Linked DNA regions of Homo sapiens: all the other regions are linked to region 4. A link is a contact called in ENCODE Hi-C or POLR2A ChIA-PET data. All regions are on one chromosome and are shown on one strand. Each heading gives the region's core, a stretch centred on a gene start or an enhancer-like site at or near the end of the contact. The rest is flanking DNA. Distances are from core to core; before and after follow the strand shown. Region 1 holds the start of ZNF20 (zinc finger protein 20). Region 2 overlaps SMARCA4 (SWI/SNF related BAF chromatin remodeling complex subunit ATPase 4). Region 3 holds the start of ZNF44 (zinc finger protein 44). Region 4 holds the start of ZNF627 (zinc finger protein 627).

Region 1 (5,114 bases), core at 2,184-4,683, 540 kb before region 4:
TAGAGACAGGGTTTCACCATGTTGACCAGGCTGGTCTCGAACTTCTGACCTCAGGTGATCCACCTGCCTTGGCCTCCCAAAGTGCTGGGATTACAGGCGTTAGCCACTGCGCCCGGCCATTTTTGTATTTTTAGTAGAGACGGGTTTCTCCATGTTGGCCAAGCTGGTCTTGAACTCCTGACCTCAAGTGACCCACCTGCCTCAGCCTCCCAAAATGCTGGGCTTACAGGTGTGAGCTACTGCGCCAGGCCTAATATCTTTTTTTTTTTTTGAGACAGAGTCTTGTTCTGTGGCCAGGCTGGAGTGCAGTGGTGCAATCTTGGCTCACTGCAACCTCCGCCTCCCAGGTTCAAGAGATTCTCCTGCCTCAGCCTCCTGAGTAGCTGGGACTACAGGCATGCGCCACCACGCCCAGCTAATTTTTGTATTTTTAGTAGAGATGGGGTTTCACCATGTTGGCCAGGATGGTCTCAATCTCTTGACCTCATGATCTGCCACCTTGGGCTCCCAAAGTGCTGGGATTATAGGCACCACGCCTGGCCCTAATCTCTTCTCAAAGTACTTTTTTCTTTAATGAATGTCTTAAATAAAAACTTTTTTCTAACCACAAACTTTTTTTTAAATTATTTTATTATGTAATTTTTTTTTAGAGAGTTGGTCTTGCTGTTTGGACCCGGCTGGAGTGCAGTGATATTCACAAGTGTGATCTTAGTGCATGAGAGCTTCATATTCCTGGGCTCACAATCCTTCTACCTCAGCCTGCCAAGTAGCTGTCACTACAGGTACCAGCTGCTGTGCCTGGCTTCCACCTTTTTTTTTTTTTTTTCTTTAATCAGTTCCTTTTAAAGACCAAAGAAAACCTGTCCTCTTGTGTGGCCTGAGTTGATCTATGAACATTATTCACTATGACCCAGAAAATCCCACGAAGTCGTGCATGTTAGAAGGATGAAACCCTCATGTTCACTGTAAACTGTGAAGGTGCTCAGGCCATCACAGGTATGCCTATATGAAAAGCCACCAAGTATCTGAAATATTTTCTTTTACAGAAATTATGTGTACCATTTCAGTCTTAGAAAGTGGAGTTGGTCGCTGTACGCAAGACAGACATTGGGGCTGGACTCACCATCAGTGGCCCCGAAAAGGTACTGAAATTTGCTTACAAGTGCAGAGTTATGCTGAACTTAAGGGTATAGATGTAGATTCCCTGGTTATTGAGCACATCCAGGGAAAAGGCACCCATAATGTACCACCTGACTTACAGAACTCATGGGCAGATGAACCCATCCACAAACTCCCCTGCCACATCCAGATGATGCTTAGTGAAAAGAAACACCTTGTTCCAAAAGCAGAAAAGGAGGATGCACGGAAGAAAAAGATACCCCAGAAGAAACATAAACTTAAGAGACAAACAAATTCAGCCAAAAGAAAATGCAAATAAAAGTTCAAAACAAAACAAAACAAAAAAACCTCTAAAATTCATAAAACACAAAATGACAAACTCTATTAAATATGCCCCTATGATATCTCTTAGATAAAAGTTGGCCGTAATAGAGAAAATGAAGATAGGTGTTGGTGACTGGCAGATTCTGGGTCTACGATGAATCAGAGAAGGATGGTTTTCACTTTGTTTTACATTTTTTTAATGCTTGATGTTGACTTGGTAGAAAGATGATAATAAAGAGATTCTTCTGTCTATGTGTTTCTTTTAGATTACTCATGTGGACTGAAGAAAAAAAATTAAATTTGTTAAAGAAAGTGAGTTTGATTTAGGATTGTGACTGAGGACAATAGCCTGGAAGCAGTTCTGACAGATGGCTGCTATGTAATATTTTGGTTCACAGTTTATAAGAGACATGTGGGCCCTGTGCTCTATCTTGTTTTTTCTTCAAAGCATAATTCTGGAGAGCTGGAGAGTCCCAGAGTCAGGAATGTTATAAAGTCAGGCTGGAAACCAGAAATAAGTAACATGACTAAACATTTGTGTGTTTTTTTGTTTTGTTTTGAGACAGAGTCTCGCTCTATTGCCCAGGCTGTAGTGCAGTGGTGCAATCTCGGCTCTCTGCAACCTCAGCCTCTTTGATACAAACGATTCTTCTGCCTCAGTCTCCCGAGTAGCTGGGATTACAGGTGGGCTCTACCACACCCGGCTAATTTTTGTATTTTTAGTAGAGACGGGATTTCACCATGTTGGTCACGCTGGTCTCCAACTCCTGATCTCAGGTGATCCAGCCACCTCGCCCTCCCAAAGTGCTGGGATTACAGGCTTGAGCCACAGCGCCCAGCCACTACTGCCTCACTTTCATGCAGTTAAATAATCTTGGACACTTCCTCCTCGACTTTATACATACACACTGGAGGAGAGCTTTGCTCGTGTGTTATTCTCGCAGTGGGATTGAGGATGTTTGTCTCATGGAAACTGATGAATGATGTGAGAAGCAGGTGAATAACCTGCAGGGGGCAGCAGAGACCGACGCCAGGGACGGGACGCTGAGGCTAGTATGGATCCTGCCAAGGAGTGAAGTGGAGTTCTGGGTGCTTCCTGGGCAGCCGCCCTCCCCTGCAGGTGGCTTGCAGCTGCTCAGAGCAGATCCAGAAAGAGTGTGGGTTCTGACATGCTGCAGCGCCCTGGAAAGCAGGAGACCCACGTGCAGGTGCACTTCAGGAGTTCTGTCCTTTCTGCGGCTGTACATCTGGAATCTGGGGCGGTTTTCGGGAGCAGTGTTTTGGGTTTGACATGCATAGAGTCCCTGGGGTCAGACTGTAATTTGCATATCTGAAGAAAATCCGTAAAGATCAAGTTCAGGGAAATAACTGTTTGGGACCTCTCCTGGAGAAGGGGCTTATGCAGTTGACAGTTTATTTAGGTCAGAAGCTTAAAATCACCAAGTGAGAGTTTTCTGCCGATGAAGATGAAGGTCTGGAAGGAGGGAGAGTTTCCACACTGTGAGGTGGGGTGAGATGTGTGAAAGCCTTGGCCATGTCTCATCCCTAATTCCGGGCCCCTGAAGGACAACTGCCTCTCCTTCTTGGTGCAGTCGTGCCTGGCCTGATCTGGGCTCCCCTTCCTGCTCTGAGGTCAGCACATCGCTCCATTGGACACTCAGTCTGGAATTCCCTGCACACACTTACAACCCTGTGCAGGACGAAGAAGCACTGACAGCCCATTGAATGAGGAAGAAGATAGTGCCCTGTGTAAAAATCAGGAGCAAATTTGGCTGAAAAGAAAATATCCAATGACCAGGGCTCAGGGAAGGAGTTGTCCCTTAGAGAGAAGCTGTGGCTAGAACCGATCAGTCCGGCTTTGCAGGGCTCGTTACCCAGGGCTTCTGCCGTCACTCAGTTCTGAGGGGGCGGGGCCTTGTACCTTGTCCAATCAGAAGCGCCGGGGCGGAGCCCGGCCAACGGTCCGTCCGGAAGGAGGAGGCCCATTCCAGCTTCTACTTTTGTTGCTATGCAGGTTGTTGTCGGGATACCAGATTTCCTACTCCGAGAGGCCCCGGGTCCCTCTGCCACAACTTCTGTCGCTCTGCCGCCTGCACCGTGACCCGCACTATTCACGGGAGCCCTAGAGAGGACACCGGGACACCCAGAAGCCGGGAAATGGTGAGTGTATGGGGCCGGAGTCCCCAGACGGGGGAGGGGCTGGGTGGAACCGGCCGGAAGCGGCTGTGGTGGGATCTGGGCCTCCTCGCCGCGCCTCCTGGATCTGGGACCCGAATCCCTCTGTCTCAGCTCGTCCCTGCGTCCCCTCGGCCGCAGGGTGCGGCTGGGCCGGCAGCCGGGACCCCGGGCGTCCTCCTGTTCTGTTCCTGCGCGGGCGACTGTGGGCCCCGACCCTGGAGCCCTCTCTGGGCAGCTCCGCGCCTGCAGCCCCGCGTCTCTTCAGATTTTGCGGGGACCACGGGAGGGTCATGGGGGAATCCTGCGGATTTTTTTTTCTGTTAAAGAGTTTGGGCCGGGCGCGGTGGACCATGCTTGTAATCCCAGCACTTTGGGAGGCCGAGGCTTGCGGATCACGAAGTCAGGAGATCGAGACCATCCAGGCTAACACAGTGAAACCCCGTCTCTACTAAAAATACAAAAAATTAGCCGGGCATGGTGGCATGCGCCTGTAGTCCCCGCTACTCAGGAGGCTGAAGCAGGAGAATCGCATGACCCCAGGAGACGAAGGTTGCAGTGAGCCGAGATCACGCCACTGCACTCCAACCTAGGGGACAGAGCGAGATTCCATCTCAAAAAAAAAAAAAAATTTAAAGAGTTTGAGCAAACAGCGATTCATGAGTGAGAAACGCCCAGTCATGATTTGTGGTTTTGGTACCAGAAAGTTTTAAGAAGAATTGCATTTTGTTAACGGTGGAGGGGGTCCAGGTTCTTGGCGTCTTGAACAAAGAATTGGACAAAACGCACAAAGCAAGGAAGGAATGAAGGGATTTAACACTCCACAGTGTGCAAGCGGGGCTGAGCACAGGGGCTCAAAGGCCCCGTTACAGAATTTTTGGGAGTTTAAATACCCCCTGGAGGATTCCATTGGTTACTTGGGGTATACTCTATGTAAAAGGAGAGGATGAAGTAAGGTTATAAAATCATTTACTTGGCTTACGCCCTATGGAGTAGGTATTTCCTTTCATAGCTGAAGTTTGAATAGGCCTTATGTTCCCTGCGTCCAGACCCTATTTTCCTGCCTCAATTTGAGTTTGATTTTGGTGTCCTTAGGTAGTTTCTTATAGCACTAAACACACTTCAGTCTAATTGCTGCTGCTTTAAATTTTTTCACACTGTCTATAGGGACTGGCTTCCTCCTGCATTTTCCTAATGTATGGGTCTCAAATCCTCCACCCTGCTACCCCGCCCTAACTCTTCAGCAGTTTGCAGTAACATCTTAAATTTTCAATTACTTTTCCGCATCTCCAAACATTAACTCCCCTTCTCCAACTCACAGTATTATCAACTTTCTTTTTTTTTTGAGACGGAGTTTCGCTCTTGTTGCCCAGGCTGGAATGCAATGGCATGATCTTGGCTCATTGCAACCTCTGCCTCCCGGGTTCAAGTGATTCTCCTGCCTCAGCCTCCTGTATCAACTTTCTTTATTGTAGAGTATATTTCTTCATCCTTTC
Region 2 (3,874 bases), core at 1,375-3,874, 560 kb after region 4:
AGCTGGGCACTGTGCCTGGCGCTGAGGACAGAGCTGTGACTTGAACCAGCCAGGGCCCTTTCCCCTACCCTTGGAAGGAAGATGGTGATCAGACAGCAACACCCCACAAGTGGGGTAACAAACGTGTCAGGTGCCAGGAAGGAGGGAAGAGAGAGACACCAGAATGATGGAGCAGACATGTCTTAGAGAAGATGGGAAGCTGAGAGCCTGAGGGGCCCAGGAGGATGGAAGGCAACCGGGTCAAAGAAGCAGCATGGAGGGCACAGCAGGCAGGAGGCACCAGGAGAAGGCCCCCTGCAGACCCAGGGCGGAGCGGCGGGTGCCCCCCAGACTCATGTCTACCTGGAACCTCGGAATGGGACCTTCTTTGCAAATGAGGTCTTTACTTTTGGGATTAAGTTTTAAAAATTGTTCTTAAAAGACACAGAAGGGGACACAGAGGAGAAGTCCCCATGAAGACAGAGGCAGAGATGGGGTGACGCTGCCCCAAGCCAGGAGGCTTCTGGAACCATCAGAAGCTGGAAAAGCCAAGGAAGGGTCCTCTCCTAGGGCCTCGAAAGGAACACAGCCCTGCCCACACCGTGGGTTCAGACTTCTGGCCCAGAATGCAGAGAAAATAGTTCTGTTGCTTTAGGCTGCCACAGTCATGGCCATGTCCGATGGCGGCCATAGGAGCATTTTGAAGGCTTTGAGTTCACTTGGCAACAGATGGCTGCCAGAAAAGTGGTGCCAATTCCACAGCCAACAGTAGTGGGGAGACAGTGTTTTGTATAATATTTTTCACAACTGTGAATTTGAATATACTGTGTAATAAGATGGGCTCAATGGGAAAAAATAGTCTCTTCAACAAATGCTGCTGGGACAACTGGATTTCCAGTTGGATGGATGAAGATGGACCCCTACCTCACATCATGTATAAAATTTAACTCAAAATGGATCTTACATGGATCTACATGGAAGAGATCAAATTATAACCCTCCTAGGAGAAAAGACAGGGGCAAGTCTTCGTGACCTTGGATAGGCGATGGTTTCTCAGATACAACACCAAGGCACAGGTGAAAAAGAAAAATCGACTGTAAGTACAATGAAACACTTCTGTGCTTCAACGGATATCACGGAAGCGAAAAGAGAATGTGCAGAATGGAACAAAATATTTACAAATGATATCTGATAAGGCACTTGTAAATAACTTACAATTCAATATTAAGATAAATATATTTTAAATTTGGGTAAAGGATGATGTGACTAGACATCTCTTTCTAGAGGATACACAAAGGGCCAAGAAGCATATGAACAGATACTCCACACCATTAGCCATCAGGGAAATGCAAATCCAACCACACTCAGATGGCACTTCATACGTGCTGGGATGGCTAGAATCAGCGGGCGAGGGAACAGCAAGGGTTGCTGAGGATGTAGAGAAAGAGGAATTCTCATACACAGCTGGTGGAACTGTGAACTGGCGTAGCCACCAAGGAAACCAGGCTGGGGTCCCTCAAAAGGTTAAATAGAGAACTAACATTGTTCCGGCAACTCTACGCCTAGGCACATATTAAAGAGAAATCAGATATTAAAGAGAAATCACATATTAAAGAGAAACGCGTGCACGCAAAAACGTGTACGTGAATGTTCACGGTAGTATTGTTTGTAATAGCCCGAAAGTGGATACAACCCAAGTGTCCATCAAGAATGGACAGAAAAACCGAATGTGACAAATCTGTACGAGGCAGGATTATTTCACCATCAAAGAATGCAACACACCTGCTGCATCATGGGTCAGCATGTTACATTGCGTGAAAAAAGCCTGACACCAAAGCATCCCACGCTGTAGGACTCCACTGACAGGAAACGCCCAGAACAGGTAAAACTATATGGACAGAAAGTACATCAGTGGTTGCCTGGGGCTGGGGAGAATCCATGAATTACCAGGAATGGCAAATCGGGGCAGGGCTTCTTTTGGGGGCGATGAGAATGTTCTAAAATGGACTGTGGTGAGAGATGCACAACTCTTGGATACACTGAAGATGATTGTATCATATACCCCAAAAGGGTGAACTGTATGGTATGTAAATTACACCTAGAAAAAAATGTACATAGAGCAGCCACGTATGAACTGATCTTAAATTTAAAAGGTACTCACTGCCTCAAATATGCAGGGCTGAGCTGGGCACCGTGGCTCATGCTCGTAATCCCAGCTACTCTGCAGGCCGAGGCGGGTGGATTGTTTGAGCCCAGGAGTTTGAGACCAGCCTGAGTGACACAGTGAGACCCCCACTTTACAAAAAATTTAAAATTAGCCAGGCGTGTTGGTGTGTACCTGTAGTCTGAACTACTCAGGAGGCTGAGGTGTGAGGATCACTTGAGCCCCCAGGAACTGGAGGCCAGCCTGGGTAACACAGCAAGACTTTGTCTTTATTAAAAAAGAAAAAAATGCAGGGCCGGTGACACTCATACAGCAGCCAAACAGCTCTGCTGTCACACAGGTCTGTGGCAGGGCTCACACTGTCTTTTCAGGGTTTCTCTTCTGGGTCCTGGAGCGCTGTGCTTGGGAGGCTGGCTGGGGAACAGGATGGCCTGTCTGTCACCTGGGCTCCTGGTGTGTTTCAACAGCGCCCTCTGGTGCACAGCTTGGCAGGCAAGCTCATGAGTCTGGGCTGCTGAGGTCCCAGGAGGGAACCGGGGCTGTTTGGCCACATGGGCTAGGCCACATGGCTCTTTCCTGGGTGTGGCACTTTGCATGGCATAGCCAAAAGCTGCCACCTGCCTTCTCGGAATTATTGCTTCAGGACATTTTTATGACACAACTTCAGGGATGGATTCTGAATCATCGTCTCTATAACTCAGAGCCCCTGAGCTGGGAAGGGGTCTGATCTGTCACCGTAACCCCAGTGAGGACATCAGTGCCAGGCATCTGTCACAGTGTGCCTTGGGCTGGGAAAGTTGGGTCGGGTGAAGCCCCAGGAGCACCGCACGACTGACTCAAAGACATCTGCAGCTGCTGTTGCAGGGCCAGCTGCCATCTGCTGAGAACGGGCCCTCACGTCAGCTCCACAAGCAACTGCCAGCCCCGTGCAGCACCTGCCAGGTTCAGAGGCCCTTGGGGGCTTGCCCTCTCCTCCCTCCCCATGACTGAGTCTCCCCAGCTCATGGGGGGGGACTTGCCCAAAGTGAGGCTGCCTGCAGCCAGCAGTGCAACGCTTTGCAGGGCGCCTCAATAGTCCATGATTCACCCTTGTGCCTCCCTCCTGGCAGGTACTGGGAAAGCCAGCAGTCCACTGAGATCAGCAACATGATTTTTAACCTCGGGAAGAGGTAAACCCTTTTACTTGAAAGACCAACCATAACCAGCAGCAGGTTTTGAGCTGCTCAGGAACCGTGGGTCCTTCTTGCATTCCAAGGCAGAGCCAAAAGGACCTGACCATCCCTGGCCCACATCGGAAGGCTCTCGGCTGCCTGCGGAGCCTGGCCAGGAGTGGCCCAAGGAAAGCATTTTGGACCCAGGCCTGAGTCCTGGCGGTGGGCCCTTTGTCTCCCCAGCCCTGCCTGGCGCTGGCCTGCGGCAGCTGCTGGGCCTCTCCAGCATGTACCTTGAGCCACTGCTTCTCCGTCAGTGAGTCGCTGTAGTCCACCTCCTTGCGGTGGCGGGAGCCACGGCCGAACATCTTCTCCTCCTCCTCCTCACAGGTCAGCCGCTCCACCTCCGCGTCGTCCTTGATGATCCACGAGGGGAGCTCGTCCTCCTCCATGAGGCGCGGCTTCCGCTTGGGGTTGCGGGCCTCCTCGCGCCTGCGGTCCAGGTCCATGCGCTGGTGGGCAGGGAGGCAACGGGAGAGGCATCAGCATGCAGGCACCAGGGGCACGCTAGAGCCAGAAC
Region 3 (4,916 bases), core at 576-3,075, 700 kb before region 4:
TGCTAAAGTGTAGACATAGATTGCCAGCTATTTCTGCAGATAACACCACTATTGTAGATTAGCATTTGTAGACGTATTTTCAGTTTTTGTTTGTTTGTTTGTTTTTTTTTTGCATGTCTGACACCACCTGCACCTGCCAACTCTGCTCCTGTGGCCCCAACCAGAAGTGATTCAGCATAACAGGATAGGTTTTTTTTTTTTTTGTCTTTTTTTTGTTTTTTTTTGAGACGGAGTTTCGCTCTTGTTGCCCAGGCTGGAGTGCAAAGGCACGATCTCGGCTTGGCGCGATCTCAGCTCACCGCAACCTCCACCTCCCGGGTTCAAGTGATTCTCCCGCCTTAGCCTCCCAGGTAGCTGGGATTACAGACATGTGCCACCACGCCCAGCTAATTTTGTATTTTTAGTAGAGACGAGCTTTCTCCATGTTGGTCAGGCTGGTCTCAAACTCCCGACCTCAGGTGATCCGCCCGCCTGGGCCTCCCAAAGTTCTGGGATTACAGGTGTGAGCCACCGGGCCCGGCCTCTTTTTTTCTTTTTTAAATATGTAGCAGTACAAGCCGCAGACAAGAACCCCTCAGACACCGAGTTGTGGAAGGAAAGGGCTTTATTCAGCTGGGCTGGGAGCATCGGCGGACTCACGTCTCCAAAAACCGAGCTCCCCGAGTGAGCAATTCTTGTCCCTTTTAAGGGCTTACAACTAGGAGTCCGCGTGAGAGGGTCGTGATTGATGGAGCAAACAGTGGGTACGTGACTGGGGGCTGCATGCACCGGTAACCAGAACTGAACAGAACAGGACAGGGATTTTCACAGTGCTTTTCCATACAATGTCTGGAATCATAGATAACACAGTTAGGTCAGAGGTTGATTTTTAACTACCCAGCCCAGGGCACAAGCCGGGTTATCTGCCTGTGGATTTCATTTCTGCCTTTTAGTTTTTACTTCTTCTTTGGAGGCAGAAATTGGGCATAAGACAATATGAGGGGTGGTCTCCTCCCTTATAGTATAGAGACGGAGTTTCACTCTATGTCCAGGCTGGTCTTGAACTACTGGCCTCAAGCGATCCTCCCACCTAGGCCTCCCAAAGTATTGGGATTACAGCGGTGAGCCACCACGCACTGCCAAGAGGACAGATTCCATCCCCAGTGATTTCATCCCCACCCCAACCAGTCAGTAGCAAGCCTAGCTACCTCCACCCTTTCTCCCAAACTGCCCTTGAAAAACCCCTACCAGAGGACCTTGGATGAGAATAATTTGAGTAGTAACTCCGTCTCTCACGTATCGTAGCTGGCCTAGTGTTTATTAAACTTTTTTTTTAACTGCAATACCGTGGTCTTTATTTGCGTAGCGCGCAGAAAGAACCCATCCAGCGCTTATAGTGGAAGAAAGGCTTGACCTTGCAGGCGACAGCCTCATCCCAAATTCCTGGTCCCTGGAGGACATCAGCACCACCCCCCCACCCACCCACCCCCTGTCCCCCGCTGCTACAGTGTGGCCTGTGTGGCCTCGGCTGCCCTCCTGCTCTGAGGCCAAGGGATGGCTCCACTGGACAGTGAGTCTGGGATTCCTTGCACACAATTGTTCAGGAGGAAGAAGCAAAAAGGGCCCACTGCGTACAGGTAGGAAATTCCGCTTTAAGGCAAACGTTTCCCGGGACGGGTCGGGTCACAACGCAGGGAGGAAGCCCGCCCTGCCAGGGGCCGGGTCTGGAACCTGTTCATCCGGCTGCACTCAGCACTGTGAGATCGCTTCTTCTGTCACTCAGTGCCCAGGAGGCGGGACCTGGAGGGCTACCCAATCAAAGTCGTGGGCGGGTTCCTGAGAATTGTCAATCAGGCGCGAGGCAGAGAGGAGGGTGTGACGTTCCAGGAGCTAGTGGCCTCTTCACCCTGGTGACCTCTGTTCCGTATTCTGTCACTGAGAGACGCCCTGGGACATCTGTGGTGGCTTTTGTCGCGCTGGGACCTACCCTGACTACGGGAGTTGGGAGGACCCGGGACACCGCACAGCCGGGAAATGGTGAGTGTGCGGGGCCCGGCGTCCTGAGGCAGGGCGAAGGGCTGGTCGGAACCAGTCGGAACCGGCTGTGGCGGGACCCGGGCCTCGCCGCAGCGTCTTTGGGGTCTGGGACCTGAGCGCCCCCTGCGCACCTCGGTCCTCGGTCCGTTTGGCCGCAGGGTGGGGCTGGGCCGGCAGCCGGGACCCCGGGCGTCCTGTCCCGTCCCTGAGCTGCGACTGCGGCCCCGGCCCCGGCGCCCCTCTCTGGGCAGCTCCGCGCCCTCAGCCCCGCTTCTCCCCAGATTGTGCGGCGGAACCAGTACAGGTTCGCAGCCCAAGTCACTGCACCCGGACGCCGAGGGCTGCAGCAGAAACGGTTTAATAGGAGAGGACACCCTAGATCCGCCTCCGTGAGAGGTTTGAGGATGGGGTGTTTAGGGGTCTGGACGGGGGTGGTTGGGATGTGGGGTCGCTGGTTGGTGGAGAAGTGAGGGGTGAATCTTGGGACTGGAGGTGAAGAAACCGCATTCTGCTGCTGAGTGGGCTTCCTTGTGGGGTCTTCAGCCTGCTTGGCGCCAGCCTTTCCGCTGGAATTCAAGATCTGAGAAAGAACTTAGACGACTCTTGAGCAACTCTCAGAGATCTTATCCCCAGGCCAATGGGGAAGCCGGCGGTCAGCGTCTGCTGTGACCTGACTCTCAGGGAGGCGGCTTCCTGTGAAGCAGCGGGGCTGAGGGCACCTGGTTAATATCTAACTGCAATCTCGCCTCCAGCCTGGCTCGCAGTTCCTGTGAGCCCGGTGAGGAGGCTGCACGGTGACGGTGGGAGGGTCACTAGGCACAAACCAGACTCGTGTGTGGGGTTTGTGTGTGGGAGGAGCTGTGGTCTCTGTGCTCTTCAGTCCTTTCTTTCCAAGGGCGACCATTTCTCCTCCGAGGCTTTCAAAGATATTGGCATCAGGGTCTTTGAGACCTGTCCCTTCATCCTAACTCCTCTTGGGGCTAACAGTAAATCTTTTGGTTTCCAGAGCCTTCCATATGCTAACTTCACTCCTCAATTCCCAGTAACGTTATGAACCCTTTGTCAGCAAGACGATATTTCAAATAGACACAGAATTTTGTCGTTTGTTTTCAGATAGCAATGTATGGCTCTTTTTAAACAGATTTATTTTGTTTTCCTTAACATTTCACATGTGAGGAAGAAGAGAATAACCACCTGACACTGCTGTAAAAAAAACCAAACCTTTGTGCCTCTTTTATCTCCCCTAGGCACAGATGCCTTCTCAGTATGTCCTTTACAGGGTGATGTGACCTCAGCCCACCCTGTATCTTTTCCAGGCCCTGTGTTATGGAACTTTCTGGGGCTACCCTAAGATGCTGGAAGCTGCCAATCTCATGGAGGGCCTAGTGGATATCGGCCCTTGGGTCACTCTTCCCAGAGGACAGCCTGAGGTGTTGGAGTGGGGCCTCCCAAAGGATCAGGTGGATGCACTGGGGTGGGAGGAATCTTCTGGTATATCATTCCTGTAAAAAGCTAACCCCTGGGCTGGGCGCGGTGGCTCACGCCTGTAATCCCAGCACTTTGGGAAGCCGAGGCGGGCGGATCACCTGAGGTCAGGGGTTCAAGACCACCCTGGCCAACATGGTGAAACCCCATCTCTACTGAAAATACAAAAATTAGCCGGGCATGGTGGCAGGTGCCTGTAATCCCAGCTACATGGGAGGCTGAGGCAGGAGAATCACTTGAACCTGGGAGGTGGAGGTTGCAGTGAGCCGAAATCACAATCATGCCATTGCACTCCAGCCTGGGCGACAAGAGGGAAACTCTGTCTCAAAAAAAAAAAAAAAAAAAAAAAAACCTAACCTCTGGGACATTGACATTTTTTTCCCCAAGCCTAGTTTCCATTCCTTGGTGACGCATGGCTTATCAGAAAATTGGATGGTGTTATTCAGGGGACAAGACAAATGATTTCTGCCTTCTGGACTCTCTCCGACTGTGAAGCTAGAAAACTGTTTCTAAAAACTGAAAAACCCACCCAATGAGGTTTTGCATGAGCCTGAAAAAGACATAAGGCAGTGTCTCCTAGGAATGTGGTTGCTGAGCACTTCAATGAGCACCGTGGGGCTGGCGGATGTGCCAGGTGATAGAACGACCTGACCTGACGGTTGAGTGAGACTTGTCTGTGTTCCAGTCAGTTCTGCCCCACCCTGGGTTAGTTACCCTGAAAAGATTTGTTCAGTTATTTCCAATTTAATTTTTTATTAACTGTAAAGGGCATCCTATCATTAGAGATTATAGAGAAGATAAAGTGTTTCTAAAGAGGCCAGAAAGAGTTGGAATTCAGAAAACAAATTATATATATGTAGTTTTCTATTCCTTTTTTTTATTATTTTTATTTTTTATAAGACAGGGTCTCCCTCTGTTGCCCAGGCTGGAGTGTAGTGGCACCATCATGGCTCACTGCAGCTTAGGCAGCCTAGACTGCCTGGGCTCAGCCTCCGGAGTAGCTGGGAATGCCCACCATGCCCTACTAATTTTTGAGTATTTTGTAGTGATGGGGTTTCCTCATGTTGCCAGGCTGGTCTTGAAGTCCCGGGCTCAAGTGATCCTCCTGCCTTGGCCTCCCAAAGTGCTGGGATTACAGGCATGAGCCACTGGACCCAGGCCCTATTCCATTTTTTAAAAACTTTTTTTCTTTTCTTTTCTTTTTTTTTTTTTTCTGAGATGGAGTTTCACTATATTGCCCAGGCTGGAGTGCAATGGTACTATCTTGGTTCACTGCAACCTCTGCCTCCCAGGTTCAAGCAATTCTCCTTCCTCAGCCTCCCGAATAGCTGGGATTACAGGAACATGCCACCATGCCTGGCTAATTTTGTATTTTTAAGTAGAGACAGGGTTTCACCTTGCTGGCCAGGCTGGTC
Region 4 (4,946 bases), core at 1,189-3,688:
ACATCTTTTTTTTTGAGACAGAGTCTCGCTCTGTCACCCAGGCTGGGGTGCAGTGGTGTGATCTCGGTTCACTGCAACCTTTGCCTCCCACGTTAAAGCGATTCTCATGCCTCAGCCTCCCCAGTAGCTGAGATTAGAGGCACCTGCCACCACACCCAGCTAATTTTTGTATTTTTTAGTAGAGACAGGGTTTCGCCATGTTGGCCGGGCTGGTCTCGAACTCATGGCCTCAAGTGATCCGCCCACCTCAGCTTCCCAAAGTGCTGGGATTACAGGTGTGAGCCACCGCGCCCGGCCTAAGTCAGGTCATTCTATCACCTGGGATATCGTCCACCCCCTAACCTGCTCACTGAAGGGCTCAGTGACCACCCTTCCAAGAGACACTGCATTTTGCCTCCATCTGCCTGAAGTACATTTTGCTTTTCAAGTTCTTGCATCACCTCAGTGGGATGGGTTTTCCTGTCCTTGGGATAAGTTTTCTCACTTCACCAGTCTAAAAGAATCCAGAGGGCAAGAATCATATCTGTTTTTCCCCTCAATACCATCATCCATTTGGCTGGACACCAATGTGTCCCCCAAGGAATGGGATCTGGAATTAGGGGAAGAAAAGCTGAGTGTCCCAGGGGTGAGCTTTGAGAGGGAGGGGATATCAAGAGATTCCTCCGACCCCAGGACACCCAGCTCCTCCACTAAGAGGCCCCACCCCGTACTTCAGGCTGTCCAGTGGGAGCAGGCTGATACCAGACCCTTCAACAGATCTGGCTGCTGTGGGCATCCTGTGTCAGCCCAAACAGCCCTGAAGCCCAGGACCAGGAAAGGAGGATGCTCTGAAGACATATCACAGTTTAAAGTTTCCAAAGGGGAACCCCAACCCAAAGACACTGTTTTTTGTTTTTTTTATTTTAGGGTCCGGGTCTCACTATGTTGCTCAGGCTGGTCTCAAACTCCTGGCCTCAGGTGATCCTCCCGCCTTGGCCTCCCAAAGTGTTGGGATTACAGACATGAGCCATGGCACCAGGCCAACCAAAAGACATTCTGAGAACATCCCTGTGCCTAGGAGAGAGAAAAGGAGAAGAGGCACAAAGGTTTTTTCACAGCAGGGTCTCATACATGTATTCTCTGCTTTCCTCTCCTGTGAAATGTTCAGAAACAGAAAGCAAATATTTTTAAAAGACCAATCGATTGCTCCTTGAAAAAATAATACAAATTAATTAGTTTGAAATGTGCAATAAAGGACAAAGAGTTGATAATGTCGTGACTGGAGTTACCTTTTGGGAATATGGTGAAAGAAGTGGTATCAAGAATTATTTGCAAGCGCCAGAGGAGTCAGGCTAGGGGAACAAGGTCAAGGATTTGGGACCCTGTCCCCCTGGGGAGTGTTAAAATAATTAATTTGGAGACAATTAGAGGGCTGTGGCTATGGTGTCCTGGTTTCCTACCCAAGGAAACAGAAATCTAAGTCGAATGAAATTCTTTTATTTGATTTTATATTTTAAAAATTTGTAGTAGTTTTTTGGTCTCAGTCTGAATATGTTCATTTAAAAAAAATTAACAGAGATGGGGTCTCGCTATATTGCGAGGCTGATCTTCAACTCCTGGGCCCAAGCGATCCTCCTGTCTTGGCCTCCAAAAGCGCTGCGATTACAGGCGTGAGCCACCGCGCTCCAGCCTCAAATGAAATTCTTATAAATTACCAGTTTATAAGGAAATAAAATTTAGGGTTAATAAACCACAACCACCAATCCACCTCTGACTACATAAGCAGAAAATGTCCACCTAGATAGAGCAAATAAGGCGACTGCATAACTGTCACCAACCAAGTACTGAATTTGGTTCGCTTCCTCCTGCACCTTACAGCCTTTCCTTCCATTCCCTCCAACGGATCCCCAAGCCACAAACCACGACCGGGAGCTTCTCCATCGATGAGCCGCTGTTTGCTCAAATAAACTCTAAATTTTTAACGGGAGAAAGGCGGGACTGTGGGGGGCGGCCACAGACCGCAGCTCCTGCAACACGAACCACATCCGAGGAGGGATACCCCCATGACCCTCCCGCGGCCCCCGCACCATGTGGGGAGACGCGGGGCTGCGGGGCCGCAGGCGTCGCGCAGGGACGGGACAGGACGACCGGGGTCCCAGCTCCTGGCCCAGCCCCACCTTGCGGCCGAGGGAACTCGGGTCCCAGACCCCGGAGTCGCCGCAGGGAGGCCTAGGTCCCTCCACAGCCGGTTCCGGCCGGTTCCAACCAGCCCCTCCCCCAGGTCTGGGGACGCCTGACCCCTCACACGCACCATTTCTCGGCTTCCAGGTGTCCCGGCGTCCTCCCTACGACTCCCGCGACCTGTACAGGTCACGGCGCGACAGAGGCTGCGGCGGAGACACCTTGGGCCTCTCGGAGAAACGGAGACGCGAGCCCGGGTGGGGACGGTCGCCAGAAACAAAGGCTCCGTAGGGAGGCGCAGGCCCTGCCCTCCTCTCCCGGGCCCATCTGAATGGACAGTTGGCAGGGCCCCGCCCCAGCGCCCCTGATTGGATAGGGTGACATACCCCGCCCCCTAAGGCCTGAGTGACGTAGGAAGCCATGGAAACGTGGCTGTGCGTAGCAGTGTTGACTGGTTCTAGCCACTGCGCCTCTCAGGCCGAGTTTCCTCCCTGCACCCAGCCCGAGGGATATTTGAGGGTTTGTTTTGGTTTTTTTTTTTTTTTTTTTTTGAGACGGAGTTTCGCTTTTGTCGCCCAGGCTGGAGTGCAGTGGCGCGATCTCAGCTCACTGCAATCTCTGCCTCCCGGGTTCAAGCGATTCTCGTGCCTCAGCCTCCCGAGTAGCTGAATTACAGGCACCCGCCACCACGCCTGGCTAATTTTTGTATTTTTCGTAGAGACGGGGTTTCGCCATGTTACCGAGGCTGGTCTCTAACTCCTGACCTCAAGTGATACGCCCACCTCAGCCTCCCAAAGTGCTGGGATTACAGGCGTGAGCCACCACGCGTGGCCTTGTTTTGGTTTCCTTCCTTCCTTCCTTCCTTCCTTCCTTCCTTCCTTCCTTCCTTCCATCCTCCCTCCCTCCCTCCTTTCTTTTTTTTCTTTCAGGGTCTTGCTCTGTCACCCAGGCTGGACTGCAGTGGCATGATCTCGGCTCACTCCAGCCCCAATCTCCCGGGCTCAAACGATCCTCCTGCCTCAGCCTCCCTAGTAGCTGGGACCAAAGTCACGCCCCACCACACTCTGCTAATTTTATTTTGTTGTTGGTGCTGTGTGTGTGACGGGGGTGGGGTGGGTTAGATGGGGTCTCACTATGTTGACCAGGCTGGTCGTGAATTCCTGGGCTCAAGTGATCCTCCTGCCTAGGCCTCCCCAGGTGCTGGGATTACAAATGTGAGCCACCGTGCCCGGCCAATATTTGCATTTAATGCAGAGCTTGCTTCTAGCTTGCCAGAGTAGGCACTGTCTTCTTCTGGCACTCCATGAGCTCTTCCTTCTAATTCCTTCCGGACACAAGGTCACCAGTATGTGCAGGGAACTCCACACTCACTGTGACATGGAGCAATCGCCTTGCCTCAGAACGGGAGGGAGCCCAGGCTAGGCCAGGGAGGACAGGAAGAGGAGGAAGGGCCTGATGTTCCGGGAAACGGGCATTTGGGATGAGGCGTGCCAAGGCTTCCTCCCATACCCTCCGGTCCCTGAAAAAACATCTATACGTGGAAAAAAAAGTAGAAATAACTGAGGTGAGAGGAAGGATGCTCTCTGATGAAGTGATGTGGGATGAGACCCAAAGTAATGTATTAGTATTAAAAGGCAGGTTGGGCTGGGTGCGATGGAGCACGCCTGTAATCTAGCACTTTGGGAGGCCGAGGCAGGCGGATCACCTGAGGTCGGGAGTTCGGAACATGGAGAAACCCCATCTCTACTAAAAATACAAAATTAGGCCAGGCGCCGTGGCTCATGCCTGTAATCCCAGCACTTTGGGAGGCCGAGGCGGGCAGATCACGAGGTCTGGAGATCGAGACCATCCTGGCTAACACGGTGAAACCCCATCTCTACTAAAAATACAAAAAATTAGCCGGGCGTGGCAGTGGGCGCCTGTAGTCCCAGCTACTCGGGAGGCTGAGGCAGGAGAATGGCGTGAACCTGGGAGGCGGAACTTGTAGTGAGCCGAGATGGCGCCACTGCGCTCCAGACTGGGAGAGAGAGCGAGATTCCGTCTCAAAAATAAATAAATAAATAAAATAAAATAAATAAATAAATAAAAATACAAAATTAGCCGGGCCTGGTGGCACATGCCTGTAATCCCAGCTACTCGGGAGGCTGAGGCAGGAGAATCGCTTGAATCGGGGAGGTGGAGGTTGCGGTGAGCCAAGATCACACCATTGCACTTTAGCCTGGTCAACAAGAGAGAAACTGTCTCAAAAAAAAAGGCAGGTTAAGCTGGGCACAGTGGCTCATGCCTGTAATCCCAGCACTTTGGGAGGCTGAGGCAGGAGGATAACGAGGTCAGGAGTTTGAGACCAGCCTGGCCAATATAGTGAAACCCCGTCTCTACTAAAAATACAAAAAATTATTGAACCTGGGAGGTGGAGGTTGCAGTGAGCTGAGATCGTGCCACTGCACATCAGCCTGGGCGACAGAGCAAGACTTTGCCTGAAAAAAAAAAAAAAGGCAGGTTGGAGGATTCAGGGAAGATGGCAGAATAAAAATCATAAAGAATCTATGGCCAGGCATGGTGGCTCATGCCTGTAATCCCAGCAGTTTAGGAGGTCAAGGCAGGAGGATCAGTTGAGCCCGGGAGTTTGAAACCAGCCTGGGCAACATAGTGAGACCAACCCCTAACCCCATTTAAAAAATATGAAAATTAGCCAGGGGCTGAGCACAGTGGCTCATGCCTCCAATCCTAGCACTTTGGGAGGCCAAGACGGGAGGATTGCTTGAGCCTAGCAGTTTGAAACCAGT

What was found. Hi-C counts contacts between places; a loop is a spot of excess contacts on that map. ChIA-PET counts read pairs that join two places held with the same protein, here RNA polymerase II (POLR2A). Pooled maps may share reads with other maps.
Region 1: a loop to region 4 is called in a pooled map, with 6 times the contacts of the local background. The contact joins the promoter of ZNF20 here to the promoter of ZNF627 in region 4. A Hi-C loop is called at or near these places in 9 of 50 pooled maps. POLR2A ChIA-PET finds 5 or more read pairs at or near these places in 2 of 52 experiments (A673 and MCF 10A).
Region 2: a pooled map shows a loop between it and region 4 (4-fold over the local background). The contact joins the enhancer-like site here to the promoter of ZNF627 in region 4. A Hi-C loop is called at or near these places in 1 of 168 maps with a recorded cell type or tissue (heart left ventricle) and 8 of 50 pooled maps. POLR2A ChIA-PET finds 5 or more read pairs at or near these places in 2 of 52 experiments (OCI-LY7 and naive thymus-derived CD4-positive, alpha-beta T cell).
Region 3: a pooled map shows a loop between it and region 4 (9-fold over the local background). The contact joins the promoter of ZNF44 here to the promoter of ZNF627 in region 4. A Hi-C loop is called at or near these places in 1 of 37 single-sample maps with no recorded cell type and 7 of 50 pooled maps. POLR2A ChIA-PET finds 5 or more read pairs at or near these places in 1 of 52 experiments (naive thymus-derived CD4-positive, alpha-beta T cell).

What each region holds. Positions count from the first base shown.
Region 1 is chr19:12,138,669-12,143,782 of GRCh38, reverse strand. ZNF20 (zinc finger protein 20) reads left to right here and starts at 3,433. Exons shown (of 4, transcript NM_021143.4): 1 at 3,433-3,603. The coding sequence starts at 3,601. It overlaps ZNF625-ZNF20 (ZNF625-ZNF20 readthrough (NMD candidate)), which reads left to right. Exons shown (of 8, transcript NR_037802.1): 4 at 1,068-1,142; 5 at 3,458-3,603. It also overlaps the pseudogene RPL17P47. RefSeq lists a silencer at 3,647-3,856.
Region 2 is chr19:11,034,846-11,038,719 of GRCh38, reverse strand. It overlaps SMARCA4 (SWI/SNF related BAF chromatin remodeling complex subunit ATPase 4), which reads right to left. Exons shown (of 35, transcript NM_003072.5): 29 at 3,588-3,806. Among named protein-coding and RNA genes, the nearest start is that of LDLR, 53 kb to the left of the region's middle. RefSeq lists an enhancer at 2,336-2,495. Within about 2 kb of position 2,624, at least 14 of the 41 ENCODE cell types and tissues checked have a DNase peak (open chromatin) inside an H3K27ac peak, as active enhancers do; they include OCI-LY7, where a contact is called at or near this core.
Region 3 is chr19:12,291,792-12,296,707 of GRCh38, reverse strand. ZNF44 (zinc finger protein 44) reads left to right here and starts at 1,825. Exons shown (of 4, transcript NM_016264.4): 1 at 1,825-2,016. The coding sequence starts at 2,014. RefSeq lists an enhancer at 1,441-1,490 and a silencer at 2,041-2,270.
Region 4 is chr19:11,594,975-11,599,920 of GRCh38, reverse strand. ZNF627 (zinc finger protein 627) reads right to left here and starts at 2,438. Exons shown (of 4, transcript NM_145295.4): 1 at 2,291-2,438. The coding sequence starts at 2,293. RefSeq lists silencers at 1-77, 2,044-2,183, 2,524-2,653 and enhancers at 2,334-2,413, 1,501-2,499.